Linked DNA regions of Mus musculus: region 2 is linked to region 1. The links are chromatin loops, found by intact Hi-C in ENCODE. Cell type or tissue: left cerebral cortex. All regions are shown on one strand. Links, peaks and the distances in the headings refer to the core of each region. The heading gives the core; the rest is flanking DNA. Region 1 holds the start of Lpl (lipoprotein lipase). Region 2 overlaps Ints10 (integrator complex subunit 10).

Region 1 (8,661 bases), core at 2,467-4,966:
ACCTCAAGTGAGCACTGTGGCTGAAGGAACGGGACTTGGCAGAGCAGGACCCTCTATGCTCTCTTTTAGCTCTCTGCTTTCCTGCCTGGGACCAGGAGAGGCTGCAGGGGCTCCAGGAAGAAGCACAGGGCAATGCCTCTCAAACTCGCACACTATTCGTGGAAAAAAAAAAAAATAAAGAGTGAACACGGAAACTGGGAGCCCAGAGGGGAGCTGGGATCGCTCCAAGCTGTGCCTTTCTCACCCACATTTTTACCCCTAGGCAAACTCATTTGTGGGACAAAGGGCTAGGCCTGCTGTGGTTAAAGAAGCTCACTGTAAAGGGCTACCCTGAGAGGACAGAAAGATGATAAGAGGAAGTCATTTCACATCTGATTAGGAATAATATTCACCAAATACATTTTATTGATAGGAAAATCAGGTGATGGCTAAAATCCAAAATTATTATGTAGTTACTTAGGTGTCCCTTTAAATCAAGTATAAGGGAGGAGCCCCAGGGCACTGTGAGTCTTGCCAACTTTCCTAATGTTAGAGCTCATGCAGCTAACCCCAGAAGGGTGACACTAAGTAACTGAGAAGCTGGGTCCAGAGCTTCTAAAGGAACCTTTAGCAAAACCTAAAAATGTAGGCGACCTTTTCTATGGGAGTTTACGGTAAAAGTCGTGTTCTACTATGGTATACTTTCTGAAATGTGAATCGAAAGTTTGCTCCTATTTTCTTAACCAGAGTTGCAAACCTGCCACCGGAGAGGCAGAATCTCCAGTATCCTCAAAACACCCAGGATTCGTTTCTTTCGTGCAGTTCTGCCATGATGGATTCTCTTTCCTTTGATAACAAGACATTTACAACTATACGCAGAAATAAAGGCAAGCTTTTAGCTGCAGTCATAGACTCCACTAAGACTGGAATTAGGCTGCGGATGTGCCACCTTAGAGCACCTCCAGGGGACACCACCCTCGTGGCGATTCCACCAGCAGCAACACAAGGAAACCCCAGCCTTCTTTTACGACTGAGTTCAGTCACATTTTGAGTCTGTGTTCTGTTAGCTCAATCAAGGTTCAAGTTACAAGGCTTCTCAATTGTGGGCAGGTCTCGACTTCAAGGCCATAAAGCAACTTGCTACTGACCCTAGTCTTCTCTAGGCAGAGAGCAGGCAGAGCCGTGGAGGTGGCCGCTTTTTTTTTTTTTTTCACCTAGTGTTGAAAGCGATCTCCCTTAGGCTCTAGAGAATCCCATGTGCTCTCAGCTAGCTGAGCGCCTCCCTTAGGGCGAGCCTCTCCTGGGACAGCAAGGAAAGGACACAGAGCTGAACTGGCAACCTCCAAGCCACAGGCTCCAGTCGGCTGGTGGCTGAACCTCGTTTTCTGGAGGGTAGGTTCATTTCTGGGCTTTCTTGAGTACTGAGCTAAGCCGAGCACAGGAACGCTTGCAGGACGCCAGCTTCCAGGACTCTGCGCCACGCGTTCCCGGGCGCCACCGCGCACTCCCACTTTCACTGTAGCTCACAACCCCCCGCCGAGAGCGACAGCGCCCTGTACAGTTGGAATGCACACAACGCGTCCTCCCACCTGCACCCTCGATTCACTCTTCCCGCTTCTAGAGGGGTCTGACCCGCAGTCCCAGCAAAGTTAGGGTCACTTTGGCCCGCGTGCCTTGCATTCAGCACCCCTATTCCCTATAGGGAGGTCACCACCGGTCACTACAGCTTTGCTCGGCCTCTGCGTCTCCCCATCCTAGGCTCCACACCCCACGCCCCAGCCGTTCCCTGCGATGGCAGTCGGCGGGAGAGAGCAGGAGACCGAGTGGGAACTCAGGAGAAAGGAAAAAAAAGCGGGAACCCAGAGTCGCCGTAGCGTGATGGGAGGCAGAGTCTCTCCCTTCTCCTCCTGGATTCCATTCCAGCCACCCTTCCCGGGAATTTACTGCGCCTGGGAGTCCCAGTGCATGCACGTACTTCCAACTTTCTCCCTCCCATCTTCAGATGGAGAAAAAGTGGTCCTGTCCGGGTCTGCAGGTGGGGGTAGGGGGAGTTGGCGCGAAAAACGTACCGTCTGCTGCGGCCACCCCTCCTCGGAAGGCGGTCAAACTCTGGAGCCAAACTCCCAGGACCACCAGGAGCAGGGCTTTGCTCTCCATCTCCCGGTGCACCCTTCTGCTTTGCTGCTGGAACTACGCGGCGTGGGGCAGTCAGGAGCGGGTTGAGCAGGAGGCGCAAGAGGACTGGAGCGCGGTGGAGCGCCGTAGGGCAAGTCAACCTTTAAAGGGGAGGGCAGAACAGTTACAAGGGGCAGAATTCCTCGGAGGAGGAGTAGGAGGAGAAATCGAGAGTCTGACACTGTTTCCACTGCACAGCTGTTTAAGTGACTGGAAATATGCAAATAAGACTCATCACCTATTGGCTATAAAATCATAAGTTGGGGGGAGGACTCTAAATGCACTTCCAAATATTTGAGCAAACGGTAACGAGGCTCAACGGTGCCAGCGAGAAGAAGGGGAAAGGGCAGGAAGGAAAGCTTGCTTGTTGTTTAGACTCCAGTTTGCCTACCGGGAGGAATCTGGTCCCTAGGGACCCCTATAGAGGCAGAGAGGAGGGGTTTACACTGATTTATGTTGAGTAGTCTACGATCCGTTTTCTAAGGGGAAGAAGTTTTGCTCTTAAACAGCGTGTACCTAACACTTTCACACTCACACACATACAACCTTTTGATAAATCTTTGTTAAACTTGAGAGATCCTTTCAAACGCACACCCTCCCCCACCCACCCACAGGTCCCCACGCGCCAAAGGGACCTTAGGACACATATTGCTCAGCGCATGGTGCCTGCACGGTCTGCTTTGTATCTTGGCAATATGGGTCTCCTTCTGTAGTAGAAGAAAAGACCCACTTGCTTTAACTAGTTTCTAATTTTTGCCTTATGTAAATTGTACTCGATCCTTTAATTCAGCAAGAAACTCAAGAATAACATCTATTTTCAGAGGCAGAAAGTCATGGTCAAACATTTTAAGCTATCCTGGATTTTCAGTGGGAGAGGCCATGCCAAATGACCATTCCAAACCTACAAAGACAGTCCATAGATTAGTGATGTTCCAGGGCGAGGGGATATGGGGTGCTAGGAGTGTGGGGGCAGGGTGAGGAGCATGATAGAAATATTCCAAATTCCATTATGCTTATCATTGTTCAGCTATGTTGATGCGTTGATATTAAATTGTACTTTGCAAGGGTGAATACTGAGCTTTTGCAAAGTGGACTAGCACATGTTTGTAGAAAAGCAAGAAAAATAAAAGCACATCATATACTGTGCTCATCTGCAAGTATCTTTTTAAATGAAAAGGGTGCTGATTAGCTAGAAAAAAAAACCAATAAACATTAAATTCCCCACCTTAATGCTGAGAAACCACCTCAAAAAATTAGTTCTCTTTACTGATCTCAATATTTTTAGGATGGTTCCCTCTCTCTCTACACACACACACACACACCCTTGGAGGTTAAGGGGATCAAAAACTATATACTTTAATATAAGCCCGCTTTTTAAATTTCTCACAACTATCAGATAAAAGCCAAACATGCTGTTGTGTAGATGAATTCCAGCCAGATGTCTCGCCATCTCATCTTGCACTGCAATCGCTAAGCAATGCATCATCCACGTTCATTACTGGCTCCAACGCATGTGGTGGATCTTGAAAGTTGGCAAGAGCGAAACCCCACTGAACAACTTTGGAAATGGCAGAGATACTCCAGGGCACATAACTAGAATATGGCCAACCTCTGAAAGAAGTATATAGGAAGCTCTAATTTTAAAACATGGCAGTGGCATAAAAGACATAAAAACAGAAGTGTAGAAATGCTTTGTGTTTTATCTAGAATAGCCACACAGCCGAATTTCAAGCTTAAAAGTCATTTGATCAGACTCCAAACCGACCTGCACTGCTACCTGGAACTTTCAGAGAACTTCAAGATTTTATGAGATTAATAAAGGGGCAAAGGGGCATCTAACACAATGCATTTTAAAAATGCCTCTCCAGTTAACTGATCACAGAAAGCACTCAAGAGTCCAGAGATAAATACTTATCTATGGTTTGTTGAAGCTGCTTCTATAATATGTGAACCTGACTTATACTGGCCTATATTGTCACTTTGCATGACCAGTACGGTGCACAGATTTCCAAGAAGAACTAACACGGAATTCAGACACGCTGGCCTCTCTCCAGGGGACAAGTGGTGGGCAGGTAGGTGTGGCAGCCACACTTGTTCATGATTGGTTGTGCTGGCCTTAGTCAGGTGCCCCAGTTCTCCCCGCAGACGCTCACATGAGCTCCAGGTCAGGCTCCTGTGAGCTTCTGACAAGTCTGATGCCCAGACTTCCACAAGGTTATTTGGCCATGCATAGCTTGAGGCTTGGCTTTTTCTGAAATTGACTTTTTCTTTGTAATAGACAAAAAAAAAAAAAAAAAAAAGGTTATGTTTGAACAATCTGAGCATTTTCAAATGTTAAAAAAAAAAGTACCCTTAGGGTAGGGCACTTTGGTATCTGCTATAGTTAAAATCGATTTAAGTACAAAACCAAATATGTATCGCTTACGAAACACTCACTTTCCTACTTTCCTGATGTTAAGTGATAGGTCACTTCTCCACCACTGAAATGAGCCAGTTCAAGCCAGATTAGATTGTGCTCAAGGAAGATTTATTGGGAAGTTGCTCTTAGGTGAGTTCACAGGCCCAAAGGATTGAGGCCAGGGGAGTCGCCATGGAGAGGTGGAGGAGGGGAGGTGAAAGAGAAAAAGGGGAGACGGAAAGAGGGAGAGAGAGAGGGAGAAAGGGAAGGAGAGAGAGATAAAGGGAGAGGGGCACACAATATGTCTGGATTATATAGGGAAGAGCCTCTGGGGGAAGGGCAGCCTAGTCCCTGGACTGGAATGTTCAGGGGTGGGGGCAGGGTATGTCAAGTAGAGACTGAGGGATGCTGGGAGAACCTGGAGGCCAGGTCTGTTTTGATATGTAAAATATGCACCTTAGTACCTTGTGGGAAGTGTGTGTGTGTGTGTGTGTGTGTGTGTGTGTGTGTGTGTGTGTGTGTGGAGGGGGGGGGGGTGTTCCAAAACCAAAGAGTAAGGAAATTCTGTCTGTCCTTCTGCCTGTCCGTCATAGGTTTGATTGACTGCTTGCCATTTGCCCATTGAGCAATCTTCATCCTCTCATGCATTTAGTGATTTTAGCTGTAACAGAGCTGAAAAATTCTCCCATATTACAGATGGGAAAAGACAAAATTCCCCAAAGATTAAATACCCCAAAATCACCAAGTGTACCTCTTCTATTTTGGTGGTTTCAGGAGAAAAAGGTAATGTGTTAATTTGTAATATTTTAATTGCAAACTAAAAGGGAAGCAGACCTTTTTTGTAGACGCAGATTGTGGTTCAAATGCTATTCTATGTTTTCTTGATAAAACTAAAATATAATGAAACGTCTAAGTAAGGTTGAAAGAGCATTGTGCAAGGATGGAGCTGATAACTAGAAAATGCACTGAATATGAGAACAACGTGCCTAACACAAATCTAAAAATACAATCTCATAAATGTACAAATATTTTTGGGCTGGAAAGATGACTTTGTGGTGGCTGAGAGGGTTAGGGTTAGTTGGCTTGGCCTTCTGAGAGCCTGTGCTTGACTCCTGGAGCCCACAGAGTGGCCTGCACCATCCGAAACTGGACTTTCAGGGGATCTGATGCCCTCTTCTGGCCTCCAACAGAACCCAGAATATGGCGAACTTGCATACATGCAGGCAAAACCCTAAACACATTTTAAAATAAAATGTCTTAGGTCCATTTTAAATACATCTAAATAAGAAAAAAAAAAAAAAGGTCAAGATGAAGGGCTTTTCTGCCATTACCTACCCACATCCTAGGATTGAACTGCAGTACTGAGGAACAAAGGGACAAAGTGGAGAATGACAACTAAGGATCTGCCAGTGAGAATGGGGCTCTTATTTGAGTAGCCAATAGATAGGCTTTGGCCTGTGGCTCCCTTCCTAACCAGCTGCTATGTTGTAGAATCCCAAATAATGTAACTCAGACAGAAGACGGTTTTGGGCAAAGCTGAGTGTTGTGACTGAAAGATATCAAAGGTACAAATGAATAGTGTATGCAGCCAGTTTCCTACAACTCCCCCCCCCCCCGCCCCGCCCCACGCACTATGGTTGTGCTTGCTTGGAGAGTGCCAAGTTCGGAGTGTGAGATTGCTTCAGGCTGTGATGTGATGGTGCAAAATGATCTGGAAGCATCTTAAGGATTTTGGTTTTTTGTGAGTTATAGTCACACAATCTCCACTTCCTAAAACAATAAACAGCCAACAATGAAAGCAAATATGTAGACATAAACACACTGATATGTAAGGAAGGATACCCACCCAATTTTGTATGAATATGGTTAAGAGAAATAAAAGTCAATTTTTAAAAAAGAACAAAACTTCCCCCAAAGCCATTGTGTTGCACTGTTAACCAAGACTGTGTGGTAGAGAAAGGGGACAGACAATTCCAGATAGAGAGGATGCAGCCTCTCCCATGAGACAGCTCATAAGAACTAAAAGGGATATTCCACCAGTGGTGACACTGCTGCTAGCCCATGTTCATTTATAAGCAGATTTCTTCCCTTTTCTAAAAATAAATAAACAAAAATAAAAAATTAAGTCTACATAGGAAGCCTAGTTAATAACATGGATACGTGAAACCACAAAAGCTTTCTACTGGGATGTCACAATTAAGAGATAACATTAGACCCTTGGGCAAAACCCAAGCTTGGCGCCCCCTGCTGACTTTATGGTTACACTACCAGATCTGAAAAAAAAATGAGCTATTTTACTTAATTATTCCAGATTTTTAAGTTATCATACAAAATAATGGATTTCATTATAGAGTTTTAGTACAATTGTGCCATTATAATCCCCACTCCTCTACTTGCCTTTTATTGGTCTCAATAACCTCTCAAACTGGGCCTCTTCTGCTTTTGTGCCATGTATTCTATTACCACCTCTTCGTCTCTTTCTGAGTCTGGCTTATTTTGTTTAACATAGTGATTTCCAGTTCTGTCCATTTTCTTGCAAGTGTCATGAGTTTTTCTTTATGAATGAGATTCATTCATATATATATATATGTATATATATATATACACATATATATAATGTGTGTGTCTATATATACACATTTATACCTGTATATGTATATGCATATGTATATGTATAATGTGTACATGTATATGTGACATTTGAACTTTTTACAGAAAATAAAGCAAAGCACAATGTGTAGAATGCCCACTAAAGACTTCTTAGGGACAGAGGAATCCACTGCCACAGCTCAAAGTGTAAAATCTTATGCATGTGAAGGTCAAAGTGAACACATTTAAATGGCAACTTTGTTCTCTTTTCTTTTCTTTTCTTTTCCTTTCTTTTCTTTTCTTTTCTTTTCTTTTCTTTTCTTTTCTTTTCTCTTCTCTTCTCTTCTCTTCTCTTCTCTTCTCTTCTCCTCTCTCCTCTCTTCTCTCTTCTCTTCTTTTTTCTTTTCATTATTTTTTTTAAGGTTTTACCCTATGACTGAAATTTCGGCATTATCCTATCACATATTGCTTGAAATAACTTAAGCATTTCACTAAATCTTCTAGAAAACAGGTAAAAGTCACCGCAATACCTTAAAACATGAGCACCCCAAAGTTTAGATTTAGGGAGTCTTATAGTCTGTGAGGCTGTCATCACATAGTGTTCTGTCAGCACGTTGTAGCCCCGAGGACCCAGGACTGTGGCATGCCTCCATTCTACTCTGTAGTGAACAGGTAAGTCTACTGCAGTATAAACTCCAGCTATCTAACAGCAGTGACTGTCAGATTTCCTGCTGGGAGATAGCTTATCAAATGTACGTCTCAAGAAGACTTGAGGATGCCAGGTGGTGGTGGCGCATGCCTTTAATCCTGAAGACTTGAGGGTGCTCTTAAAATTCTTGAAATAAGGTTGGAAGGTGGCTCAGTGGGTAAGGTGCTTGCTGTGCAGGCCTGAGGACTGGAGTTCAGATCTCCAGCAGCCATGTAACTAGCTAGAAGAGGCAGTGCACACCTGTAACTCCAGTGCCGCAGAGAAGGAGAAGAGAAGTGGAGGGCTTAGGAGTTTGCTGGTCAGCCATTCTACATGAACCTGAATTCCAGATTCAGTGAAGGACACTGTCTCAAAGACTAACAAGGTGGAGCGCAAAAGAGAACAATGACTCTTTGATCTGCACGTGCCATTTGTTCCCCAGGCATGGGCAAGTGCACCCGCACACCCGCACATGCACACATGTGCACAAACCTTCATTTTTGTATAATTTTTAGTGTTAAGCAAACATAATAACTGAAATATATGACCACAATAATTCAGTATTTGGTTTAACAAAACTTTTTTCTCTCAACATCTATAACTTTTTACAGCATATTGGTGCTGTTTTCCGCGGGTAAGCAGAATCCAGCTTTCTTATTGTACAATTGAAGGAGGAGTCAATGGAAATACACGTCATTGGGGCTTTTAAAGAGCTGTGGGGATGGCAAATAGATCTTACTAACTTACCAGTGTAAAAGAACCAAGTCCATCAAGCATGTCCCTCTTTGTTTAATAGAGACATTGAGTTGTTATTTACAAAGACACATCAGGA
Region 2 (8,661 bases), core at 5,300-7,799, 49 kb after region 1:
GTCATGATATCCTTTTTCTTTAGAGTTGCATAAAATTCCATTGTGTGTCTCTACCACATCTTCTACAGCAACCACACTGTCATCCAGACCAAAGCAGAAAAGGCGTACAACAAATTCAATCTCCCTTCATGAGAAAGTCCTCAGGAAACTAGCAACAGTGTGCCCATAACTCAGCACAATAAAGGATCTATACAGCATGTGATGGTTTGTATATGCTCCGCCCAGGGAGTGGCACTAGTAGGAGGTATGGCCCCGTTGGAGTAGGTGTGTCACTGTGGGTGTGGGCTTTAAAACCCCATCCTAGCTGCCTGGAAGCTTGTATTTTGATAGCAGCTTTCAGATGAAGATGAAGAACTCTCAGCTCTGCCTGCATCATGCCTGCCTTGGACGCTACCATACTCCCACCTTGATGATAATGGACTGAACCTGTGAACCTGTAAGCCAGCCCCAATTAAATGTTGTCATTTATAAGAGTTTCATTGGTCATGGTGTCTGTTCACAGCAGTAAAACCCTAACTAAGACAAAGCATAACATCTATAGCTGACAAAAAAAAAAAACAAAAAACCCTGAGAGCTTTTCTTCTAAAATCTAGAACAATGCAATGGCTCTCACCCTCTCTGCTCTTATTCAACATAATGCTCAAAGCCTCCCCTAGAATAAAAGGAAGGAAAAAAAGATTAAAAATAGGAAGGAAAGAAATCAAATTATCCTTCTTTGCAGATGACATGACTCCATGGTTAAAAGTTTAAATACTCTTCTGTCAGAAGATTCTTAACTCTCATAAATGCTCTCATCTTCAAACCAGTAGAACACAAAATCAATACATAAAAACCACCAAGTAACTTTTCTGTACAGCAATAATGAACTCTGAGATAAAAACAATCAGGGGAAAATTCCCTTTTTTAGAAGCTTCAAGGAAATAATAGAGTACGTAGGAACAACCCTCTATGATGAAAACTTCATAACACTGAAGAAACTGAAGACTTCAGGAGATGGAGAATGGCATTCCAGGCTCATGGACAAAGATATTCAATGTTGTGGAAATGGCTATATTACTGAAAGCAGTCAATGCAATCACCATTAAAATTCTAACAACATTCTTCTCAGACCTAGGGAAATCATCCTATAACTCACAGGGAAGCATGGAAGTTCTGAATCCCAGAGCATCCTTACAGAGGGAGGAGAGTTACAGGCACTACAAACCTGCTCTCAGGTTTATCATGGAGCCGAAGCAGCATAAACAGTACAGTACTGGCACCAAAACGGACCCATAGACAAATGGAGTTGACTCAAGACCCCTGAAACAACTACACAGTTACAGCCACCTAGTTTCTGATAAAGACTTCAGGTATGTGTTATCCCTGGCTGCCTGCTCCCTCCCTCTCTCCTTCCTAGTCTGGCCTGAGTGGCCTGTCCTCTATTCCTTCCTCAAGACACACTGGGTCCTCTGAACTCATGTGCCACAGTCAATCTTTCTTTCCTTAGGTTGCTCCTGCCAGACTTTCTGCCACAGTGACATAACACATGGGTCAAGAACAATGTGTGACTCAGTAATCATGCTCACTGGCAAAAACCAGTTGTGTTAATTTCTTGGCCACACTTTAGTTAGTGTCCCTTGGGCCCTGATGTCTCCATTAGGCCTCTGACTTAGTCTGCTGAGTTCAGCTTCATTAAATGAGTTAATTTCATTAAACCAGTTTTTTTTGTTTGTTTGTTTTTTGTTTTGTTTTTGTTTTTTTTTTCAGACAGGGTTTCTCTGTGTATCCTCGGCAGTCCTGGAACTCACTCTGTAGACCAGGCTGGCCTCGAACTCAGAAATCCGCCTGCCTCTGCCTCCCAAGTGCTGGGATTAAAGGTGTACACCACCATGCCTGGCACTAAACCAGTTTTTAAGATCTATCCACCACCCCCTTGTCTCTAGTTAAACTCCCTCACCATGGTTAATATGCAGTTTCCTCTACTCTACCTCAGACCCTCAGGCCCAGCCCAATGAACCTCTTAATTCATAGCTTCCTCATCTGTGCACTGGTTACAGCTCTCCACTTGAATTCAGTCTCTCCGATACCGCAATAGTCTTGAACAAAACCTGTCTTGCTATTTTTAACAAGGACTGAGAAATATTCTTCCCAGAAAAGCTCCCCGGGGATGATTTCTTTGGTAAAGCTCAGTAGCCCTCAAAAAATGATGAATAGAAATAGAGTTTTAAAGCAGAATAGACCAAATGCCTAAAGGTAATTGCTTCTTTTTGTTTGAAATGAACTATACTGTACCATGTAGGAAATGAGCAAACTCTGAGTATAGAGACCTATGAATCTTGAGATGAGAATAAATCTTCTTGCAGTTAAACAAAGAAGAATAATGTACGTGAGAATTTACATATTGTCTGAGGCACCTTTGCACTCTAATGGCAGAGTTGAACAAATGCTGAAACGATGGCCCCAGAAGCCAGATTTATATATAATATACAGTTCCTTTGTATAAGAAACACTTTCAAATATATAGTATGAATGGTGCTACAGGACAAAGTGCAGACCAAGAGATCAGTTGGATCCATTCTCTATGTTAGCAATGAGCACTGTGGCTAGCTTTGGAGATAACTGATAGGACATGGGTCTCAGAGGAGCCACTTTGTGACCTGAACATTGAGTTGGGTTTAACTTGGGTTAAATTTGAAAATCTACTGTGTCATGGACATATGCTGTACACAGCTTTTAGTACTGCATCTTAAATTTACTTTTAAAACTCATGTGCTGGAGGTTTGGAAGTTTAAGAAAATCAGAGGTGGACCCTAGGACAAGAGACTGAGGCACATATTTTACATATCAAAGCAGACCTGTCTCCAGGTTCTCCCAGCATCCCTCAGTCCCTATTGGACATACCACGTTCCCATGCTGAATTTTCCAGGCCAGACATTTTGCATGCACTTGCATGCTCTCTCTCTCCTTCTCCTTCCCCCTCCCTCTCCTCTTTCCCCTCCTCCTCCCTCTTCTTCTTTCTCCTTCTTTTCTCACTCTCTGTGCACTCATGCTTGCCTTTTCTCTCCCCCTCCCCCACCCGCTCCCTCTCCCCTTGGCTAGTGAACTCGTGAAAGAGCAGAGTCCCACTAAACCTGTCTTTGATATAATCTAATCTGGTTTGAATTGGCTCGTGTCACTGGAGGAGAAATAACCTACCAATGGCATCATTAAGGACTTAGGTTTTCCAGGATTCTGTTTCCTATAAGATTATTATTATTTTCTTCGTGAACAAGGGGTATTAGGTATATAAATCTATTATAAGAAAGGAAAAAATGGTACTTCAGGAAACTTGTAACTCTTTGAGGCTATTAAAACAGTATAAATAAATCAACAGCCCAAGGCACTTGCAATGTAATATAAATATCACAGTGGCTAGAACTCCCATTGCTCTCATAGAAATCTTCAACACATCTGTAATGTTGCAATCTTCTCTTCCTGCATAAGAAACTGAATGTGTGAGCTGCAGAAACCGCTTTATGTACTCAAACAAACAGGCTGGCACACTTTAGGAGGGCAAATTCTTATAATCAAGGACTGTGTGTTTCTTAGGCATGCTCTAGGCATGACCGTTGAAATCCTTAGCTGAATTTAGTAAACAGTTTCTTCAACTACAAGCAGAAGGAAGTCAACACCAACCATTCCAGCTTATGGTTGCTTCTTATCTTTTTTCTTACATCTAAGTCTTTACACTCTCCCTCTTTGTTAAACATAGCAGAGTTGGGATTTAATTAAATGATTTTAATATAGACTTAAGCATGAGAGTTAGAGATGCTCCACACAGGTGACACACAGGACAGGCAAGCATGGGCTTCTCTAAGAGGAGCCCGTTTTGTTCAGTTTCATTAGAAAGCTCCTGGGTTCCGCTGATGCGCGGCTTGTTAGAGGGAGACCTGCTCCATTGCTCCAGCATGGTGGGCCCTGATGAGAAGAGGCAGTCCATGGTTTTAAGGAGTTTATTGCAGAAAGGCAGAGAGAGGGAGAGAGTAGGGAGGTAGAGGCTGGCCATGGCCACTTGGAGAGAGGGGGAAGGGAAGGCATAGAGAGGGGGAGCAAGGGAGCAAGAGTAAGAGCAAGAGAATAAGAGGTAAGAGAGGGAGGAAGGGGCAAACAGCCCCTTTTATAGAGGGCTGGGCCATCCTGGCTGTTGTCAGGTAACTGTGGGGGTGGAGTCCAGACAGAATACCAGGAACTTGGGTATTGCCTCCATTACTGAAAGCTACACACCTTGGGTGGGGGTGGGGGTGGGGGTGGCTGTGAGAGGCTGTATCTGCAACAGGAGCCAGGGGCCCAGGAGGCATGGCCTAATACCTGCTGTCCCATGCCGGTGTAAGTCACTGCCCACCAGGCTACCACGGTTCAAGGCCTGTGCTTGACCGAGGACCAGGTTGTCTGTGCACAGCTCACTGTCCTACAATTCTTCTGCTTCAAAATACATATACTACAGTAACCAAATAAAGTCTGATCACTTATCCAATCAATTCAGATAATGTGAATCAATTGCCTATTTTCAACTATAAGTAGATTATAGCTACAATTTCTAAATTACTCCTTTTAATGCTTTTATCAGACAGCATGATAAATGCGTTCCATTAAAATGTAATAGCTCTATTGCTTTACTGGTAAAGAAACTTGTAAGAAATAGTGTGTCATTGCTCCCAGGATACTTGCATTATCAATGACCCCAAACGACATGCTGTCTTTGGCTTTCTGGTGAGTGATAAGGACTTGGGATGTGGAATGAGAATCCTAACCAATGGGTGCTATCCCCCTTAAGTTACTTCACTACAGTGTTTCCGGGTACTTAGCGCTAAAGACATCCATCCAGTTTGGTGGAGGAACATGGCAGTGGTATCAGTGGGCATCACTAAGGCTTTTACTTGGGTGTGTCCACATTCTGGGATCTATGGGAGGTCAAGTCTGGCAGGTCCTAGACATATAAAATAGGGAGAGTCTTACCTGAGAGTCAGGACATGGTCTCATAAGGGCTGAGGAAGTCGTTTGAGGAGACAGTGGATATCACTTGGAATGTCTCATTTGTGTCTCTGCTGGGTCCTGTCCTACCTTCAAACTCCAGCACCACAAACAACCACAGCCTCCTTGTCCATGGTAGGTGTAGGCTGCAGAAGTTCTTGTTAAAAACATAGAAAATATTTCTAAATCACTGGCCCCTTCCCAACAACCCCACCCCCACCCCAAGGAAATGTTTGTAAAAATATCTTCCAGTCATTTTTCTGCCATTGATCACTATTGCCAAGGAACTGCCTGCCAATATTTTTAACAAGTCCACTGGACCATTAGAATTTTGGCTCCTTAGTTGCTAACAAAAAGAGATGAACCAAGGTGCAAGTATAAGCTTGGATATTTATAAGGAAAAGAAAAGAAAAGCCAATTGAAATCATGTTCTTTTTTTTTTTTTTTTTACTTCATTGAAATAGCTTTTAGTTTCCAAAAATGCTATAAGAAACAAAGGTAGTAATTAATTAATACGGAGAAGCCTCTCCCTAGATGGAGATAATGGTTTGACTTTTAATCACGAACTAGAAATACTCCATTATCTTCGTCTTCACTTTTAGGAGGTGCCCCTGGGGGAAAACAATCAACAAGTCAGTTTAAATTTATATCCTCCCACTCTGGTGAGTTTATATATGTTGGTCTAAAGTGAAGGATAGGCCTCCTAAAGTATTTCTCTCTTCAAGAGAAATATTCAATGCACAGATTCTCTAAATGCAAGCTCTTGCTCCTGCAGAGCTTCTGTAGTCTGTCTTATGTGAAGAATTAAAGCGTGTAGACAGTGCTAAAAATTTTTAAATGTCTTTGTGAGGCAGAGGGGAGCTTAGCTTACTATGTGGGTTCGAATGTGAAATCTCCCCAACAGGCTCAAGCTGCTTGAGCACAGGTCCCCAGCTGGCTGCTGGTGCTGTTGAGGAAGGTTGCAGAGCCTCAGGAGTTGGAGCCTCACTGACATAGAGGGGGCCTTATAGCCAGGCCACTTCCTGCTTCCTGTTTCACATTCCTGCTGCATGCTTTCCCTGTCTGCCACACAGACTATATCCCCTCAGACTTTTGCCTCCCTTAAGTTGCTTTTATCAGGTATTTTGCCAAAGCAACGAGAAATACAACTAAAATAGTCCTGAAGATTATATAAACAAAATTTTTACAAAGACCAGCATATGGTTCCTAGGGTATTATTGAATTGTTTCTCCTCAAAATGCATGCTGAGATCTCATAGATACAGTTAGTTTTAGGTGAGGCTACAATGGAGTATGAGAGGTGTCCTTCTGGGAGGGAAGATGGCAAGAGACACAGGGAGAGACTGGAAACTTGTCAAAGGCAAAGGACTCAGTTCTGAGGAACAGAATAAGGCTGTGGTGACCCTGAGATTGGATCTGGACCTTTATGACTGTAATAGACCTCTCTCTTTGACACCCAGCTTGTTAGCCTTTGTTATACCACCCTGGGATCCAAATACCCAGAGCTTGGGCAATGTGTGCATAAGTGATTAAAGGAAAGAGAGAAAGAGAGAGAGAAAGAGAGAGAGAGAGAGAGGAAGAAATTGCCTGAGTAATTTGTGCTGGTGTTATAAAAAATAAGGTGTGTGTGGGGGGAAGCACACAAACGGATGGGATAAAAATGTGAGATAAAGTGGGATGAGGCCCACTCTGCTGGATTCGCTCTATGTGGTGCGACTACAGTCACATGGTGTTGCCATCTGTTCAGAAAACTCCCCATCATGGCACTTGAAATTTCACCATTAGGAACAGATGGTCAGTCATCTTAGGAGAGGCAGACGTGAAGCAGCTTTCATGATGATGTGTGTTAGCTACTGGTTGTTTCCTTTGACAGGGGGATGAGCTCTGGGCTACTATGGGAGTTTAAGTAAGAAAGAACAAGGGGTTTGGGAGGGGCTGAGTTAGAACTCAGGATCCACAGAGATGCAATGACCATGAGCTATCAACTCAGTGAGCATGGGAATGGAGTCTGTCATGTGCATAAGCAGTTTATTAGCACACATTTACTAAGCAGCTAAAAGGCTTTGTTATACCATCTATAACCCATATATAATTTACATTGATCACACTGTTTCCTCAGTACTAGGAATCAAAGTTGGGGCTTTTGAACACGCTAAACAAGGTTCTACCACTAAACTATAAGCCTGGTCCTTGTGTTTGCTGTTAGACTTCTATTTGAATGCCTTATACCAGGATTTGCTGTTCATCAACCTAATAAAATTGACTTCATGTTTCCAGGCCTAGTTAGTACATCCTGTCTCTTGAAGGTCTCTCCAGCACTGCCCACTCCCTCTCCCCTCATGATCATCTCTAAATGTGAGTTTAATTGATGACCCAGGCTTCTGGTCTAACGGGGGTCTCCCACGTGCCAAGTTTCTTTAGGTATGAAACGACACCCTTAGTTTCTAGTCTTTTTAGATAGCTACTTCCAAAGTACAGCACAACACCAGCATGGGGCGCTCTCAGGGAATCAACTAAATGTCCAGCCTCATTCCAACACCAGGAGCACAAACCTCGAGCATAGGTCACGAGCCCTGTCACTTCAGCACCAACACAGAACCTAAGTCTCAGATCCTCATCTGCTCACTAGACCTGCCTCACGGGGTTGTCAGGAGAAAATATGTGTGAAATACATGGCATTAGGCCTGAAATAGAGTTAACAAATGTTAGAATTATTTTATTATGTAAACCAATAACTGACCAGTGAGAGTACAGGTCATTCAGAAGCTAACAGCTGTTTCTACAGTTTAGTGTATCAAAGTTAATTTTCACCCGATTTGTGGTGAACTGACCTCAGACCCAGCACCCGCACACCAGGTTCCTGTTCTCAGAAAAGCCATCCCAGCAGAGTCTTGAGTCACAGAAGTGTATTCCAGGTAAAAAGTCAACTCAGGTCTTGATTTGAAGGGAGGCAGAGTCAGGCTGAAGGGAAAGGTCACACAGATAAACCTTACTTCCTTTACTTTTGCTTAAAACCACTGAGGCATTCTTTAGTATTATCTCAAGTTCCAAACTTAAGAAGATACACAAAACCATAAGGTGTCAACACTATGTTGAATTTCTAACAAAAATTTCTGCTCACACTGGCCCAAGCAGCATTCCAGAGCACACTGGCCAAACTATAGGTCACAGCATGTGACTGTTGACTGTAGCCCAGAACATTAACTCAAGGTTCTCGGAGGTGTGGAGCTGTCTCCCTTGACAAGCAAGGCTCTGGGCAGCTGGCTGACTTGGAGTTCTGGCTAAAACATTAGCACCTTGGTTTTCACCAGTCATTTCTTTTCATGGGTAACAAGCCACAAAGCTGCTCTCAACGAAAGGGAAGCCCTCCACTGGGCTCAAGGTGACCTGGCATGTCACTCACATCTGAACTTGGCATCCATTAGGAATGTAACCGTTAAATATAAACTACTATGTGACCTTTTTACCTTTGTTTTATTAATGGAATATGGACAATAACACTCAAATCATGAAATCACTTTATTTTTCTTCTGTCTATTCTCCAGCTTGCTGGGGCCCATAAAGCAGGAAATAAATAAGTGAAATTAAAAAAAAAATAGAAACCCCTACTGACTGTCTATAAGTAACCATCGTTAAATGTATGTGTGACACACTAAACTAGTGTGAAGTTAGG

The links. Hi-C counts contacts between places; a loop is a spot of excess contacts. Peaks named below come from ENCODE experiments on the same cell type or tissue, not always from the same donor. Only the 100,000 strongest peaks of a DNase experiment are listed, where the experiment ranks them.
Region 2: a loop joins it to region 1, with 2.8 times the contacts of the local background. A loop is called at or near these places in 10 of 42 quality-filtered maps.

What each region holds. Positions count from the first base shown.
Region 1 is chr8:68,874,228-68,882,888 of GRCm38, reverse strand. It overlaps Lpl (lipoprotein lipase), which reads right to left and starts at 2,334. Exons shown (of 10, transcript NM_008509.2): 1 at 2,049-2,334. The coding sequence starts at 2,136. In left cerebral cortex, for the core only: no CTCF peak of the experiment used is centred there; DNase peaks (open chromatin) are centred at 3,680 and 4,218; H3K4me3 peaks cover 352 bases.
Region 2 is chr8:68,828,428-68,837,088 of GRCm38, reverse strand. It overlaps Ints10 (integrator complex subunit 10), which reads right to left. Exons shown (of 17, transcript NM_027590.4): 17 at 7,679-8,661. Among named protein-coding and RNA genes, the nearest start is that of Gm51577, 22 kb to the left of the region's middle. In left cerebral cortex, for the core only: no CTCF peak of the experiment used is centred there; DNase peaks (open chromatin) are centred at 5,831 and 6,736; H3K27ac peaks cover 936 bases.